2 separate regions of the Mus musculus genome follow, and region 1 is linked to region 2. Evidence: chromatin loops called from intact Hi-C (ENCODE). Cell type or tissue: heart. All regions are shown on one strand. Each heading gives the region's core, and the rest is flanking DNA. Links, peaks and the distances in the headings are about the cores only. Region 1 overlaps Gm36722. Region 2 has its middle 16 kb from the start of Gm30483.

Region 1 (8,944 bases), core at 613-8,612, 680 kb before region 2:
GGACTCAAAATTCCTTCAGCCTCAAGGAACAGAATTCCATTCATTCAGTTCAAGCAGATTCTGTTGTTAGGAATCCTAGACTTTAGGGGAATCAAAGCAGGCAGGGCTGTGTAGCCATCTCTGCATGCAGTCTGGTACTGGCATCTCTCTTCCCTCTGTCTCCTGTCTCCTCCTGACGACTGGCTATCTCATCCTTTTAGGGAAAGAGGATAGAAACACATGGCTCTCCTAGATTGTCCTTAGACCAAATCTTTGACTTGACTCCAAATCATGTACAAGGATACTGTGACAACCCACAACTTGGATTAGGTATCTGTCTACTCCATGTCTAGTCCATTAAGACCACAGCGAGACAGCCAGAGTGTAGTACGGCCCTGGTGTTAGTCTTGGGACCTGAGATCAGTTCTCAGGCACAAGGATACAACGAGGGGGATGGGCAGGGAAAATCCCCTTCTTGTCCCAAGTTTCAACCAGCACTGTATGGTTTGAGTCTGAAATGTCCACACCTGGTTTCCAGCTTGGGATGCTGTGCTAGGATGAAGCCTGGTGGGAAGAAGAAACAAGTTGTTGGAGGCAGGTTCTTGGTGGTCCACTTTGCTCTCTGTCTCAAGTTGTGTTCTCTGCTCCCTGCACAGTCGTGATGGTCCCCCCCACCCCCCCGCTATGAGGAACCGACTTCTCTCTGAAGCTATGAACCAAATAAACACCCCTGTCTTACACTGCTTTCTACCAGATATTTTGGAACAAAAACAAGAACATTAACAATTATGGAAACCTGTCATCTCATTAGACTCCAAGACTTGGAACAAGAGGGGCCTCTTGGGACAATCAAGCCTGGCCAGGACCTTGCCTAGACAGGTTTCTATGTCCTTGATTCTTTGTAGCGACTCGACAGCTTGGCTCATGCTAGAGGGTTGTGTGGCTGGGGATGGAGAGGAATCATCTTGATTGAAACGTTACCTAGGGACTACACTTTTGTGGAGTGGAGAAATGGCTCAGCAGTTAAGAGAGCGCTGCTTCTGCAGAAGACCTGAGTTTGTTTCCCAGAACCTATGTTGGGAGGCTTGAAATTGCCTGGAACTCCAGCTCTGGGAAGATCTGACAAGTCTCACCATCATGGGGACCAGGACACACACACACACACACACACACACACACACACACACACACACACACACACACACACACACAGCGATACACATGGCCTGTGAAGATACTCTGAGTGTCTCAGCTCAGGTGGGCAAAGCCTGATGCATTCAGGAAGATCGAGGTCTTGCCTTTTCTCTCCTCCTTACACAAGACACAAGTAGGATGTCTCCTAACATCCATCATCTTGCCTTCCTATCTCTTCAGTATTGTAGGCCTCTCTGTCTTTTCCCATGCAAAATGGACATTTGTTTGTTTGTTTGTTTGTTTGTTTGCTTAAGACAGTGCTAGCTTGGAACTCAGGATCTCTCTCACTCAGCCTCCTGGGTACTGAGATTACAAGTGTGTTACCACTACGCCCAGTTTTAAATGGCTATCAGCAAGAAAGTTTCTGAATTGTTCTGGGTATGCATTGATAATGAAATGTTTAGCATACCAATGTAATATGATTCTGGGATTATCCAGGGCAGAATTTTCTTCCTGGAGCTGGAGTGTGTAGCTCAGGCCCTGGGGACAAACATCAGTGTGATTTCTGCAGTGGTCCAATGACCCTGAAGTCTCCTGCAGGGTAGAGTCAGACACAAGGGAGGGGATAGGAGCAGCGCTAGGCAGCCCTGCTGTCTCATTGTGGTTCTGCTGGGTTAATCACCAGTGGAAGCAGGCTTGCCCTGACCTCTCTGTGTCCCCTTAATCTCTTTTGTGTTTCAGCACTGACCTCAGGCATCCATTTGACTCAAGAGCCTCTTTCTGGTCACAGAACACAGGCATTGGTGAATGGATCCGCTTCGCGTGGCACATCTGTAAGGTGATGATGAACTCAGCAGCCTCCAGGCAACCCAGGGAGGTGGGCTATGCTCTGCCCTGGAGCCCAGTCTATGACCCCTAGGGCTCTTCCTTAGCAAGGAGAACACGTGTCCTGAAGAAGTGGCCAAATAGTCTAGGGAAGTGCAATGAATACTTAAGGGGACATTGAAAAGACCATGCTCTCCCCAGTGACAAAAGAAATCATGTGTGGTGGGCCAGACAGCAGCCCAGAAGACAGCAGGTCAAACGTCTTGAAATCTGAGAATGTCATTCTGTAAGCAGAGGTCACAATAGGTTCCCCTTTTAGGTCATTACAGGGACCTTATGGGAACACAAAGATGTGAGATAGAAAGATGACGTTAGATAGGGCCTCTTAATTACAAAGGGACATCATAAGAACAGCCATAATACTCACACTTGGGACATTGAGACAGGAGGATAGTGAATTTGAATCCAACCTGAACTACAGAGCAAAATCTTGTCTAAGGGGGAAAAAAGGTGTTAATGTATGGTAGATTTCATACACACACAGGGGACACAGGAGATGTCACCTGAAGCAAGATAGAGATTTGAAGATACTAACCTTGAAGAGGGAATGACCAAGGCATTAACCCAGGGTTTTTAACAGCATGACAAGCTGTAAGAGACAAGGAACAGATTGTCCCTGAGAGTCCCCAAGAGGTCGAGGCAAGCCTACACCTCCTCAATTGATGCCTAGGGATATCAATTTTAGTCCTCTTGCCTCTAGAACTGTAGAGAATCAGTGTATGTAATGTGAAGTCACCAAGTCCGTGTATTTTTGTGGGGCGCACACGGGAAGCTAACACACCACTGAGGAGGGCTCTATCTCCCAACAGGTGCAGTGGATTCCCTGCCTCGAACAGCAGCTTCCAAGGGCACCAGCTGGGACTCCACGGTCCCAAGCTCTACATTCTTTCCTCCTTGGGTGTCTTCCATGTTCTTCTCCCCAGTCAATGTGAGCACCAAGAGAGAAAAGTCTTTGTTCTGTACATTCCTACTTTCTCCTGTCCAACTGTGCCCGGCCCACAAGAATGGATATAAAGAATTCCTTGTGCAGGGCATGGTGGCTTGGGCTATAATTTCAGTGCTTGGGAGAATGGGGCAGGAAGATTGGGAACATTCCAGGACAGCCTGGGCTACATAATGAATCCCTGTCTCAAAAAAAAAAAAAAAAAAAAAAAAAATCCAATGACGAGTCCCTGGTGAGTTGGTCCTCACCTTCAACTGCTGTGACCCTTGAAGACGGTTCCTCAGGTTGTGGTGAGACCCCCAACCATAACATTTCAATGCTACTTCATTACTGTAATTTTGCTACCATTATGAATTGTAATGTAAATATCCAACAATCAGGATAGCTGATAGCTAGACCCCTGTGAAAAGGTCATTAGACTCCCCAAAGGGGTATCGACCCACAGGTTGAGAACTCCTGTCATTGGCCCAGCTAAGGCTGCAAACCCTGTTTTGAAATAGTAAGTAGAAGAGGTCTCACACTTGCAGTTCTGTGAGAGGGGGAAGGGTCTAGAAGCTGCGTGTTCAATGGTTTTCTTCTAAAGGATCCTTTTCCGAGGCCAGCTACCACGGTGCTAATGGGACTTTTTGGCTGACCATGGGTGAGCCGTCGGAGTTGGATGCTTCGTGACCACCCGAGCACAGATTTGATTTTCGAAATAAATATTAGGAGTGACAAATAGCAGGAAATTCTATGGCTCCGTCTGAGGAGGAGCCTATTGGGACAAGACCTTAGCTGGGATCCTTTGGCAAACGGTGGCTGGAGAGGAGGCAGGGAACAGAGAGATAACGGCTTCGGGATGAACGCTGAGAAGTTTCTGTGTAAACACATTCTTTCTGCGGGTTGGCGATTATTTCCGAGAATTACAGATTTTCAGAATTTGCCCGCGTGGGGACAACTGCCACTCCAAACGTCAAACTCTGAGCCAGAAAATATTGTGCTTTGAGCCGAATAGTTTGTTCGGAAGACGAGCATGACTTCTCCAAGAAGCCCGTGTCTCTGCTTGACGTGTCTGTCCACTGCTTGCAGGGTCCCAGGTCCCAGGCAGGCTGTTCCGTGCAGAGACGAGATCCTCACATTGCCTCCTCTTCCAAGAGCATCAGCGGCTCACTGTAATTAAAGACCACCACTCTCATTTAATAGGTCGCAGGGTGGACGGCAGAAATAACCAACTGAAAGCATTCCACGGGGATGTACAGGGTGTACTATGGGAGCCTCCAGGGGGCTCCCTCCTCCCGGTGCTCCTCAGTCTTCCCATCTGTTGAATGAGGGAGTCTCTACCAATGAAGGCTGCTTATTAACATAGGCAATTGAAAAGCCTTGAGGTAACACACGGGCTGCTCATTAAATTGCACCAAGTGCCTTGTGGGAGATGTGACTACGGCCTTTGTGTGTGTGTGTGTGTGTGTGTGTGTGTGTGTGTGTGTGTGTGTGTGTGTGTGTGTGTGTGTTTCCTGTCGCTGTGGTTACATGGAGGTGGATCCTTCAGCTTGATTTCTGGCCATTTCCCACCTCATCCTTGCACTGCGTTCATCTCCTTTAGGAAAAATGAACACTTGTAAAGCTCAGATCCCTAGGTAAGCAGGACTAGTCAGTTAGTGCTCAACAAAGTTTTTGTTGTGGTGGTGGTTTTTCACTTATTCAAGGAAGAGTGAGCACAGGTCCACAGTCTCATCATATCTTACATGTCCCTTCCAAATCAGTATGAGACAAAAAAAAAAAAAAAAGAGTCGAGTTGAACAAATGTGATAAACTAATATAAGCACAGACGTCAGCTGGACATGGTGGCACATGCCTTTTATCCCAGCTACTCTGGGGGCCGAGGCAAAAGAAGAAATGAATGATCCCAGGCTGGGCTACATAGTGAATTCAAACCCAGCCTAGGTATCTGAGAAAGTGTTTACATCATAAAAATGAAGGTAAAATAGGGTGGTGGTTTAGCTCAGCGCTCAATGCTTGCCTACCATGTGTCGGACCCCGGTTTCAACCCATGGGCTGGAGCAAAAGGAGAGCAAGTGATGAGAGGGAGGTGGGGAGATGAAGTACAGATATCAGGGGAGAGAGTGCTCTTAGGATGCTGTGCTCCACAGCCCCAGGAACCGTTGCAGCTCAGCTTTCTGAAAGTCCTTCCCTTTTAAAGTTCATTACTATTTTAACCGGCACAAAACAACTGTGCATATTTATGGACTTCTGTGCAGTGTTTCAACGCATGCATAGAATGAGTAACAACCGGATTGGGGTAATTGGCAGATCCCTCACCTCAGACACACATCACTTCTTTGTGTTGGAAGCATTCAAAAATCCTTTCTGCTGGCTCTCCGAGCTATTTGATGAATCACTTCAACTACAGTTAGTCCACTATGGAGAGAGCACAGCGGTGACTTTCTGTCCCTCCCTGCGACTGCAAAGAGCGGTCAGGGTGTTTGAGGTGTTCAGGTATTCCGGGTGTTCCTGGGTTCTGAATTCTCAGGCCACGCCCTCTCTTCCCTGCCCCTAGGTGCTAACTGGCAGAGATTGCAGGCCACCCAGCTCGCTTTCCCTCTGACACTGCAGAGGGTGCTGCCCTGCTCATACCACAGAAGCTGGTAGCATCTTTTGCTTCCTCGACACGTTAGTACTTCCATCAAAAGACATATATTTGGGTGTATGTGCTATGGCAGAACCCAGCAACTTTCTCCTTCTGCTTGTTTACATTAAAAAAAATCCTCATTACAATTCAAATTACTTTCAAATTATGCTCATCTGGATTCCCCTGCTTTATAAAGACTCCCAGGCCTATCTCTTTCTGGGGTTATAAGTTAAAATATTTTTATTATGATGGAAACTGCTTTTAAGATTCCACAGACATTTGCTAAACGGTGGGTAAGATGGTTTCACCGTGGAAAAGTCCCCCCCCTCCCCCAGCCCACCCTCAAGGAAGGGAAACTGAGGAGGAATGGAAGCAGCTTTGAGGATGAACTTGAGGCAGTAGCTGTCGGTCAAAGGAGCGGCTAAGGGATACCGCGGCACAGTGAAACTGGAGCTAACCCATCCACTGTGGACGCTGTGAGGAACACTATCACATTGGCCACCCTTCCTAAGAATCCTTTGAGCTGGGTGTGGTGGCATCCACACATAAGGTCATCATTCGGAGACTGAGGCATGAGGATGTCCAGTTTAAGGGCAGCCTGGCCTACCTAGCAAAACCCTGACTCAGAAACAAAACAAAACAAAACATACAGACAAGTGTGAACTTGCACCAAGATGATTCATTCCCAACCGGGAACCGAGTGCCCCACAGTTACTGCTCATTCTCAAGTCAACACCTTGGTTACTCTTAGGGTTATGCAGTAGGGGAATGGGGTGGGTAGACTGTGTGCTTCCCAGATGAGCGAACCATGGAGATCTGGGCCAGGCGTGCTCAGGCTTAACCCCCAGCTGCAGACATTAGCTCTCAAGTCAGCCTTAGAAAGTGGCTGTGGTAACAACCAGGAAACAAGCCAGGTCAGTGTCAGAGAGGCCTCTGGAATGTGGTCATTACACACACAAACACACACACACACACACACACACGCACACACACACACACACACACACCCCTACTCATGGTAGTGATGTTTTTCAACAGGACTATATATTGAATACAGATTTGCGGTCTTTATGTCTCACTGTCTCACACACTTAGAACCTTGCGGCCTCCTGTGCATCTCTGATGGTCCTCTGTCCGTTTCACACTTGGGCTTCCTGGTCAAATCTGTATCGGATGCTCTGTTGTGAACTGAAGCTCATCGTTGTCTCTTTTCTACCAGGTCCACAGCGGCAGGAGAGAGCAGGGCTGTCCCGAGGACTCACTGCACACAAGGCAAGCCCCAGCGCTGATGTCTTGGTTGCTGCTAGAACGCCAGCCACCGAGTCCAGGAGTCCTTCCTTACAAGAGGGCCTGGAGCTGTCAGTCATTGTGCTGGACTTGGTCCATCCTTTTTTTAAGCCAAGGGATAAGAACAATTCTGAGCCCTGCCCTAGCATGGCCTCTCCCCCAACCCGATCTTCTGCCTAGCTCTCACTAGGCTTGGCTTTCACAACCGGATGTGATCTGGAAAATTCCCTTTTCAGGTCCCTTGGGAATGGTTTCTGAGAAGATGAGAGTTGTGGCCACATGTGTGAGACCAGGAAGAGTAAGACATGGTTTAAATGATGAAATACGAAACCTCATTGATTTTTTTAATTAATTTATTTATTTGTACCAAAAGCTGCCCCATCCCAGTCCCCTCCCCCAAAAAAAACTTCATTCAAGTAAAGAAGTCCCAGATAGATCCACTAATCTTGTCACTGTGAGCCCAACACAATAACACTAGAAGCTCAGGATATGGTCTGTGCAGAGACACCAAGCCATTGTTGAAACACAAGATAGCAGCTGGGTACCATTCATGCTATGCAGGTAGGGAAATATATCAGGCGTGTTTTTCCAAATACCTACAAATAACAAATGAATGAATGAATGAATGAATGAATGAGTGAAGGAGCTAATCGGACTCCCTGGGGACAAGTGTCTTCAGGGACTCTGCATCTGTCAGGAGCCACACATGTCATTCTCCCAGAGAGTAGCTGAAACTTGACCATCCCCACCTTTATCGTTTTCAGTGTCCTTCCTCACAAATGCCACTTGTCACTCCCTGAACCAGGGGCACAGGAAGCAAACGAGGACAGTCTGTGAGTGCTTCAGACGCACATGTGCACGCATGTGCAGCTCAGCGGTAGAGTACGTGGTCTCCAGGCACCGGCTCTGAGGTCTGAAATCTTCAGTGTTGGTGGGAAATAATCCTGTAACAGCCACAGCAGTGAATTCTGATACCATTAATATTGATTCAGACATAAGGATGAGCCTTGACTCAGGACTTATTTATAAGGACTTATAAATTTATAATTATAAATTTAAATTATAAAATTAAAAATTGTAAAATTATAAGGACTTATTTATAGGCCCGTTGAGCCTATACATTTTTTAAATTTATTTATATTTGAATATCGGCTTAATTTTTTTTTGTTTTTTAAAATTTTTTTATTAGGTATTTTCTTCATTTACATTTCCAGTGCTATCCCAAAGTCCCCCATACCCTCCCCCCACACTCCCCTAACCACCCACTCCCACTTCTTGGCCCTAGAGTTCCCCTATACTGAGGCATATAAAGTTTGCATGACCAATGGTCCTCTCTTTCCACTGATGGCCGATTAGGCCATCTTCTGCTACATATGCAGCTAGAGACACGAGCTCCGGGGGGTACTGGTTAGTTCATATTGTTGTTCCACCTATAAGGTTGCAGATCCCTTTAGCTCCTTGGTTACTTTCTCTAGCTCCTCCATTGGGGGCCCTGTGATCTATCCAATAGCTAACTGTGAGAGCCTATACATTTTGAGTCTAGTTACATTTATGTAGTTAATTGTTGCTCTCCATTTTTATGCAATGTACTGTGTACTTCTATAGCCAGTCTCTGACACATACTTTCAGTAGATACAAATATTTTCATAAGAAAAACAGCAGACATACTGATTTTGTTTGGGCCAAAAGGAGGAAACTATTAGATTAATTATGGGAAAACCATCTCAATTTCTTTTCTGAAAACCTACTCAGATAATCTTCTTCAGAGTATCAGGGAGAAAATGAAACTCCAAAGTCCAAGGTATTTCTCTCCTTAAAGTTAGGCTGTCTAAGGTCTGAGGACACTAAGCACATAGTTAAAGTCACAGGGAAGGTTGGCTGGTTGGAGAGGAAGGAATGATGGGTTGGAGAAGCCAGTGGGGAGCTGAGAGGGAACTGGGGCTGTTATGGCAGCAAGTGTGAGCTGAGGCTAGTTCTGGGACCTGAAGACAGAAAACTCCTTCCCATCAAAGGTGGAGGGTGGCTGCTTGCTCCTCTCTCTCTGTCTCTGTCTCTGTCTCTGTCTCTCTCTGCCTCTCTCTGTCTCTCTCTCTCTCTCTCTCTCTCTC
Region 2 (8,944 bases), core at 441-8,440:
AATCCTACGTGTGACACAGAGAGATGGAGAAGGAACTTCAGGGGGCTTCAGCTGGCCAGAGAGGGTGGCCTCTCATCTCTACTGTCTGTCTGTATTCTAGCCTGGAACTCACTGTAGATCTCAGTCTTGAAGTCTTAATCCTCCTGCCTCAGCCTCCTGCACTTGGAGATCAAATGTGTACACAAACATATGCTGCTTCGATTTTAATTCTTTGATATATTTTTGACATAGGTCTCACTATGTGGCCAGGACTACCCTCCAGTGATTCTCCTGTCTCAGCCTCCCAGGTGCTGGGATAATAGGGCAGGTCCCCTGCCTCCACACTGAGTCACTAGCTGATCATTTAAAACATACAAGCACGTCTAGGTACATTTCCACTGTCGCAACGGTGACCTTTCCCCCAGACGGGTGAGCTTGTCTAACTCCCTCCTCTCCACAAGGGACTTGGGATCCTTGGAAAGGAGAGGCTCCCCAAGTATTCTTCGGGGGGGGGGGCACTTTCTGTTAAGATGTGTCAGGAGGAAGCATGTGTTAGGGCAGCTTGGTCTATGTCATTCTTCCATCCCAAAGAGGGGTGCTTTCAGGTTTCAAGATCCAGTTTTGGACATGAGCCCCTATCTTGTGGGAACTTTACAGTTCGATGAAATCTGAGAATGATTGCCAACCCCAGCAGGCAGGTGGAAGCCATAGGACCCTGACCTTGGTGTTGGGACAGGCATCTCTCACCCCAGCACACAGCTGCACAGCCTTCGGACAGTGGTTTCCTCCCAGCCCCTGAAGCCTCACCTACAGAGAGGCTGGTGCGTTTTCTTTCTCCCAGCGAGTGGCCGGGCCCCCTGGGGGTAACGCCCATCACTATAATCAGAGAATCTGAAGCAGCTTCATCTACCACCTGGATTATAAATGTCAACCACTGGTATTCAGGAGAGGCCGTTGTCCTTAAAGGCTATGGTTGTCTTCTCTCTAGTCCTCTCTAGTCCTCATAGGAAGAAACTTGCCCAGTTTGGGAGCCTGCAGTGTGGGATGCTGGAGGAAGGGGCTCGGCCTCCCAGCTCATCTTGGCCCCAGCAACAAAAAGGCAAAGCTGTCACTAAGCCTCAGACATGACATCATCCTCTTCAGGTGCACATGTAAGGCAGGTGAATATTGAAATCCATCAGTGTAAAGTGGGAGTCGAGAGTCTAAGCAAGGGAATTAAAGCCACCCGAGTAAGAACATTTGATACACCGACCCTAACTGCCTTTTGATATAGCATTTTACTACACACTTGGTATTATGGATCCATAACATATAAATGTGTATACTGTAGGATATATAAAAAGTGGCTGTAGTTGTCAATATGCATTTACACGCTGTATTAAGAATGTTCTGTAAAAAAAAATCTCTCGGGATATGATGGCCATGTGTCGCCGAGTGAGTGAATCTACTTTAGAAGATTGGTGGTGGTGGTGGTGGTGGTGGTGGAGGTGTTCATTTTCAGCCCTAAGGAGTTTTGGTAGATAGAACAGCCCAAAATCAGCTGACATTTTCAAAAGTCCCTTGACACTCGGAACAAAGAGTCTTCCAGAATACACTTTCCTCAGAGCAAGGAGTCAAAACTACACACAAAAGCCAAATGTCTAAATCCCCCGAATCTAAGCATGGATGGGGAGCGGGAGACGAGGGGGCACTGGGGTTGGTACCCCAGAGCCGCTGTGGGTGCCGATTCTGCAGACACTGTGGGGCCCACTGTGCAGCCTGTAACACAGGGTGCTGCTGGTGGGGCTGCGCTGATGCAGAAGGCCAATCTGCAAGCACCTTGTTCCTCAAATGAGTTTTATAGTCAGTCCTCTTATTCTGTTGCTTCCAGTCTTCCTGGCAGCCTTAAGTGTATTGTTACTCTCTTCAAAAAAAAGAAAAATACCATGTAAAATGTTACCAGCTTTCTATACACATAATAAAATCAATCTTTTGCTACAAGTCTGTTAAATGAAATAGCATGTCCCCAGGAAACACAAGAAGTGTCAGTGTCTGAAAAAAAATATATATATGTATATATATGAATAAAAGTAAAAAAAAGAAAAACCCAAAGGTCAGAATAAAATACAAAGCAGCTCCTGTAAAACTAAGAATAGATATGAATACTTGCATGCATTCTATATAGCATGTGTCCTCAAAATGCCCCACCAGAATGCATGCTGGAGTTCCGATCTGTGGCGTCTTTTAGGCGTTTGCGAAGCCTTCCTGATTCCCAAGATATAGACATTGCACCCATTGACAAGAAATAGACCTTTTGAATTGAGCTGATAAGTTGAAGTGAATATGGCCTTGGATTTCTACTAAAGAATAGGTTATTTATGAGGGATCTATCACCCCAAAGCCTGGTGGCTAAGAGCAAGCAACTAATAAACAGATATAGCCACTATTTTCCCTTTTATGTGGCAAAGGCTTTATCAACAGATCATATTTAAATAAATTGTGCAAACTAAATTCCCAGTTAAAGAACAAACATCTTCCCATGTCTAATGTGATGGACACGAGGCTGATTTGAAGCCACATGCCATCCAGGAAGAAGGGAGCCCCCTGGCATAGCCAGGACTGAAATCCATCAAAGTTCAGATTTGACTGTCTCCTTGAAAGCTGGACGTGGCGATTCGGCAATCTGCGATTTATTTAATTTTAATTAAATTTTGTTTCACATCCTGTTTTGCAAGTCAGCAAGATGGGTTTTGTTTGCCAAGAGGGGGAAATGACACAGAAGGAGAAACTCGCTGTCCAGGGCGGATCAGAGGTGTGAGGCTGGCGTTAGCGAGGCTGAAGCCTTTCTCGGGAACACAGGACTTTGTCTGCAGAGCCTGTCTGGCCCTCAGTATCGCAGCGCCGCTGTCTCCTCACTGAAGGGCCTATTTGTCTGCTTTAAGTGAGATCACTCAATTCTCAAAAGTCAGTGGAGGGCTGTGGAAGGGGGAGGGTTCGGATAGGCTACTCCAAATAAGTTCCATTAATCAAAAGACACAGTGTAATGTAACTAATATTTTACAATTAGGGAAGCCAAGATGCGACTAAAAGCCATCTATCTCTCTTATACCACATGATCATCGATTCATAATCGGAGACTGAGAGTTGCACAAAGATGCATTTACCCGGTGGGGGGAGCCGGGGGGAGGGCCGGCCTGAGCCGAGATAATGAACGTGGTGAGGGCTCACGGCGCTGAAGGCTGAGAAGAGATGACAGAGAGGCTCAATGCTGACGGATGACATGAAGACACTAGCAGATACCTGACAGCCCGCGGGAGCCTCTGCGCTCTTCCCCCCGCATTATGGTCCTCAATTATCCTGGTAAGGGACTAAGGGGGGCACGAGGAGGCCGGCTGAGCCCGTGGTCATCAGCTCTGGGCTGACTTACCACGCTGCCACTATGCGAGGGGAGCAATCCTGCGAACACCACTCTGAGGGGCTATAGCTTCCTTTACCAAGGCTTTCGGGCACATGGGGGGGGGGGACAACGGGGATGCCCAGTTCGCCATCTGTTTTGTAATAAAATTCCCAACTCTTCAAAGAGGCTCATTTTTTTCCTTTACTGCCACCTTCAGGGAAAAGGAAGAGTTGGTCCCCCCCCCAAAAAAAGAAAAGAAAAGAAAAAAGAAAGAAAGAAAGAAAAAGAAAAAGTGAAGAGTGGATTCCTGGGCATTGGGGGGTGGGGGGAGGCTGGTCTCTGTGAAATGAGTCCCTTAGGGACAGCTCAGACTCCTGAAGTGATCTTCTCAGAGCTCCCCCAGTGAATAACGTGGGGTGTGCCTGCCTTAGTCGGGATCTAATTGCAGGAGCTAAGAAACCGGAGTGTGCCGGGGAAGCAGGGGGGGGTGTGTGAGCTCAGAACCCCTCAGTGAGCAGAGGCTTGGGGGACAGTAATCACAGCAAAAAGCACAAACTTTCCCTGGCTTCTGCCTCAGCGCATGCGCGGCCACCTGCTGGGGGGGCCCCTGCGTTCCCACATAGGTTCAGATCCTGCCCCTTAGTTTCTTTGTAAAGACGCAGTTGGCCTCCTCGTGGAGAGAGTCCTCAGAACAAAGGAGAGTGGTGCTCCAGGAGCCGCAGAAACTTGGCATCTTAGAAAGAATGTTGAGGTGGCAGGGCAGGTGGCACGGTAGACGGGGATCCAGGCCTCAGGGAAGGCCAAGAGCCACAGTGGCGGCCCCACCGGGCACAGCGTCCAGCAACTTTTGCTGCCCTGGCGCAGGGCGCTATTTCTTTAAAATACAATACCACAGTGATGTATTTATGTAATAAAAATAAATCCATATTGAAGCTGGAGATCTGAGGAGCCATTTCTACAGCGTTTGTGGGACCGGGGGGCGGGGTGGTTGGTTTGGTTTGGTTTGGTTTTCAATCATTACGTGGCTAACAAATGTATCACTTCCCTGCCTGTCTCTTCCCTCTTTCCTGTCTATTTCAGAGTGCTCCCCATGCCCAGTCTGAAAAGAGACAGGCTGCAGAAAATGCCAGAATTCTGTGTGTATGAGCCTATACAATCTCACTCGGGACATACACTAATGAGAGAGCTCCCTTTGAAAGAGTCCCAGGTGCCCCTGCCTCCTTGCTCTGCAGAAACACCCAGCAGCACAGAAGAGGCTAAGAGAGGGCGTGGGACGCCACTTCTTGTTCCTTCTGAATCACCTTGCTCTGTCACTCCATCCCTAGGGGACGGTGGCTGGCTCAGAGCAGAGGATCCAGGGACACACGGAGTGGTTTGCTCAATTCTTTGTAGCACCTTAATGAAGCTCCCCCACCCCAAATTTACCTAAAAGTGGGAAGGACAAGCCGACTCTGATACCCCAAGAGAGGTGCTGAGTCTGAGGTAAATCAATTCTTCTGGTTTCGGCATAGCTGTAATTGAGACACCCATTCAAAGACCATGTAACTCACTGAATCCTGCCAGAATCGCAGCCAGAATGGCTATAACAGGTTAGGTTTGACTGTCCCAGACACAAACAGGGCACCATTCCGTCTGCCCTTGGGGTGTGGTAAGGCCAGCTGTGCTAGTGAGCCCAAGGTCAGGCCCTAGCTGCTGCAGGTGCTTACCCACCATCACATCGCCGTGAGTGACATCACTGTAGGTAAAACAACAGGACCAAGTGGAAGGTGGCCGGCAAGGCCAGCCTTCCAACAGGAAACTCCAGGCCCAGAGTTGAGTGTGGGGCTGTCAGCACTCACCATCACCATGTTGCCTCTAGATGAAAAGGAAAGGAGAACCCGCAATGTTCAGAGAACTTGACTGTATTTGCCAGAACCTCTCAGTCAGGAAGCCACCGAAAACCCAGCCCATTGTCTCTGGAAGCAGTTTGTGCTTCGAGACGTTGGGGTCGGCATGGATCTGAGTGGCATTGCTTCCCACTCACAGTTCTCTCATTGTGACTTGACCAGACTGAAGACGGGGGGGGGGGGGGATTGGACAAGGGGACGGACACCCAGTGCTCCAAGGGGATGTGACAAGAGGGGTAGCCACAGGCTGAGGGACTTATGCAGTTGGCTTGCCTCGGCCACCTTGCTTGAGGAGAACTGTGGCTTCAGTGTGTCTTACAGGGCCTCCTCCTATTTAGGGTATAAAGGGATTGGGATGTGATTGGGTAGAAGACAGCTGAGAGAATCGTTTATTCTTCCTGATTCTGAGAAGCCAGCTCTGCAGTGATTTTTTTTTGGGGGGGGGGCTCCCAAGCCACAGGCTCCGTTAGTTGTTGCACCACAAACTCTTGTGACCGAATAGATTCGGTTCCATCCTTTCTAGAAGGGGGTGAGTTTTGAGAGATCCCTTGAGCTTGAAAATATGTACAGACAGGTAGGAACCATCAGGAGGGGACAGTAACAGATGACAGGCAGATGTCCCCCAACCTCAGACGACACAGCTGGTAAAGAATTAAACCAGAGAGATTTTGAGATGGCACACAAAACTTCCCCGCAGTAATTTTACTGGCTTTAATATGACAGCACCCTGCAAACTCCATACAAATCATCTGAGAGAATATTAAACCTGGGCAATGTTTTAAATCCCTCTTTAGAATGATGCTCATCTAGAGCTTGTATCCAAATTGCATACAATTTGACCCAGTAATTCGCCACATTTTCATATCACTTGATAATAGGTTGAAACTATTGTTCAAATGCAAAAATTTTGTTATCTACCTTGCCGGCCTAGGCCAGGCAGAAAATTCAGAGACCTAGGGAGCACGCGGTTATTTGTAGCCATAAAGGTGGTCTCTAGTGCCACCTAGAGGACAAGTGGCTGCATGGCATGTGAGTCACTCGGAGGAAAATTAAATACAGCTGAATAATTGAATGAGGGCAAGTTGAATCAGGGGTCACCATCTGTTTGACTAGAATTGTTGGCACATTTCAGCTAAGCCTCGCGCGCCTCGTAAACATGCTTACAGTTATCATAGCTCGCATTGCCCTAAAATAAAAGAGAATTGGTCCTAAAATAAGCTTGAACTAATTATACATATACCATCTTGTCGTCATGGAGACCAGAGTGAAGGTCACCATATTCTTACGGCTTTCGTGAGGGTGTTGGTGCCAAAAACAGACAGGTGATTCTTTCTATCCTGTGGGGAGATGGCGTCTCGGGGATGGATGGCAGAGGAATAGAGAACAAGCTATCACCCATTTCCCCCAACCCATTCTCTCTGATCCCAAAGGAAGGCAGGGTAGGGGTTCTCAGAACTGACACCATACCTGAAGCACATGGGAAGCCTCGGCAAGGGGGACATTGAAGTGCCCCTGCCAATGTTACTTAAACTTCTTCCAAGTTGGACCAGCGGCCCTTGGGGATAACAAGGGAGAAGACATCTTGTCAAAGAAATGGGTGTAGTGTCTGAGTTGGATGCCCCTGCCAGCTTTGTCCAGGAGCTGGTCACTTACCAAGAATCAACATGCTGTGCCCATGTAGGCCGTGTGTGCTGCTGTATTTTCCCAGCAGACATGAAAAACACAAATTCACATGTTGGGGGCGGGGCAGAGAACTCATGTCTTGCCTCATCAATTTTTCTGGTGGATTCCCTCCCCAAAGGGGAAACCTCTTGTTGACCTACATCTCTCTGCACACAGTGGCCTCATTGTCAACATATCTGGAGACAGGGTGTGGATAAATCCCAAACCTTAGTGTGTGTGATTGTGGCTTAAGACCTGTAGTTAGGATTTAGAGCTCCGGCTCGTGTTAGTAACAAGGGCAATGGGGTTTAGAGACGGGAAGATGGGACTCTTGAACATGGGTCCTCCAGCCTCTCCCTCCTTGTTCTCTTAGGATCCTATGAGAACCTCTTTCCCCTTCTCTTCCAGCCTGTGTGGCTAAGAGCATCCCTCTCCCTCTTGCACTGCCGTGTATGCACAACGCGCTTTTGGACGCCACAGTGGAGTGACCCCAACTTCAGTAAAGCCTCCTTCGGGATGCAATTAATGCCTGTTGTCATCCACATTGGCTGGGCTGACACCATCTCAGATTCCAGAGGTGCCATCAAGGTGTGGGGGGGCGCTACCCAGAGACCAGAGGCTGCAAATGGATGCAGAGCGACGACTCCCTTGCCTTGGTAATTAAAAACCATCAAATGAGCTTGCATCTCGACGATCTCCTGCCTCTAGATGCAGTTGAAGACCAGCTCCCCGGAAACCAAATTATGACAATGAGGAAGGAGGAAAGTCGAATAAGCAACCCAACACTATCTCTCTTGGGCAGAATGCCATGCTAAGGGCTGGGAGAAACTCCCTTTAGTCTCCACCGACCTTCTCCAGGCTGCCCTCCCAACAAAAGGGGAAAAGACACACCAAGGAAGGAATTTCCCATTGCTTGGGTGTGGAATACACTATCTGTACGTTGTTGTCCTACACATGGGCTCTACCCCTCCCAACAGAGCCCTCTCAGAGGCCTGACACAGAGACCTGGCAAATAAAGACAGTTTTGGAGCATGACATGGCGGTGATCCGCACCTATCACCTCATACTTGGGAGGCAGAGGCAGAGGCAGAGGCAGAGAGGCAGAGGCAGAGGCAGAGAGGCAGAGGCAGAGGCAGAGGCAGAGGCAGAGGCAGAGGCAGAGGCAGAGGCAGAGGCAGAGGCAGAGGCAGAGGCAGAGGCAGAGGCAGAGGCAGAGGCAGAGGCAGAGGCAGAGGCAGAGGCAGAGGCAGAGGCAGATGAGACCTTCCTTCTAGAGAGCCTGGGCTACTGAGTGAGACTGTGTCCATAAACAAACAGTCTTCCCCCAGGAAACTAGGTAGTGACTGCTTCATACATGCAGGCTATAAACCAGCTCATTCTGGGCTGAGTGAGGCTTCCCTGGTGACTTAGAACATTGGAGTGAAGGTGGTGAACGTGGGGTCCATGAGGGCACCCTGCCAACTGTTCTGAAGCGATTAGAGAAGGGTACGCTGAGGACCAGTGGACTGTGGACTGTACCGTCCCTCTCTGAGAGCATTATCTTCACTCAACCTGATGCTTCTCTCGGGCCACACCACCTGCTACAGCCCTGTCTTGCCTCTTGCATTCTTCCCTCAAGCCTAGGCCAGCAAAAGGTTATGGAGCGCATGCAGGGCTGACGTCCTGGCCCAGTGGTGAGATACACACGGGCCTAGTTCCTAACATGGGTCAGGTTGGGCACCCAGAGTCCTAAGCCTGCAAGGCCAGCGGCCGCCTGGCACCAGGCTATCGCCCTGCCTCACAAAGGAGCAGACCAAGGCTTGTGAGTTCTCTAAATTTCCCAGAGAAGCAGAAGCACAGATTTTGATGTGAACTCCCCCGAGTACTAAATGTTAAGTACCAATTCCAGGCTTTCAGAGGCCCCGTGGGGGCCAAGGCAGACAGGTCTGCAGACGGCTGGGAGCCAGCTGCACCTGCCTCTGACCTCCTTACCTGAATCCCGGCCCAGTCTGGTCCTTCCGCAATGCCTATACCCAGACCTCAGCCTCCAAGGAGGTCCTGA

The links. Hi-C counts contacts between places; a loop is a spot of excess contacts. Peaks named below come from ENCODE experiments on the same cell type or tissue, not always from the same donor. Only the 100,000 strongest peaks of a DNase experiment are listed, where the experiment ranks them.
Region 1: a loop joins it to region 2, with 4 times the contacts of the local background. A loop is called at or near these places in 3 of 42 quality-filtered maps.

Annotation. Positions count from the first base shown.
Region 1 is chr7:36,656,651-36,665,594 of GRCm38, forward strand. All of the region lies in intron 1 of Gm36722, which reads right to left. Among named protein-coding and RNA genes, the nearest start is that of Tshz3, 37 kb to the right of the region's middle. In heart, for the core only: a CTCF peak has its summit at 4,203 (motif pointing right); a DNase peak (open chromatin) is centred at 6,951.
Region 2 is chr7:37,339,969-37,348,912 of GRCm38, forward strand. It overlaps a transcript of Zfp536 not described here. Among named protein-coding and RNA genes, the nearest start is that of Gm30483, 16 kb to the left of the region's middle. In heart, for the core only: CTCF peaks have their summits at 3,563 (motif pointing left) and 6,255 (motif pointing left); no DNase peak of the experiment used is centred there; H3K4me3 peaks cover 1,304 bases; H3K27ac peaks cover 1,041 bases; H3K27me3 peaks cover 4,920 bases.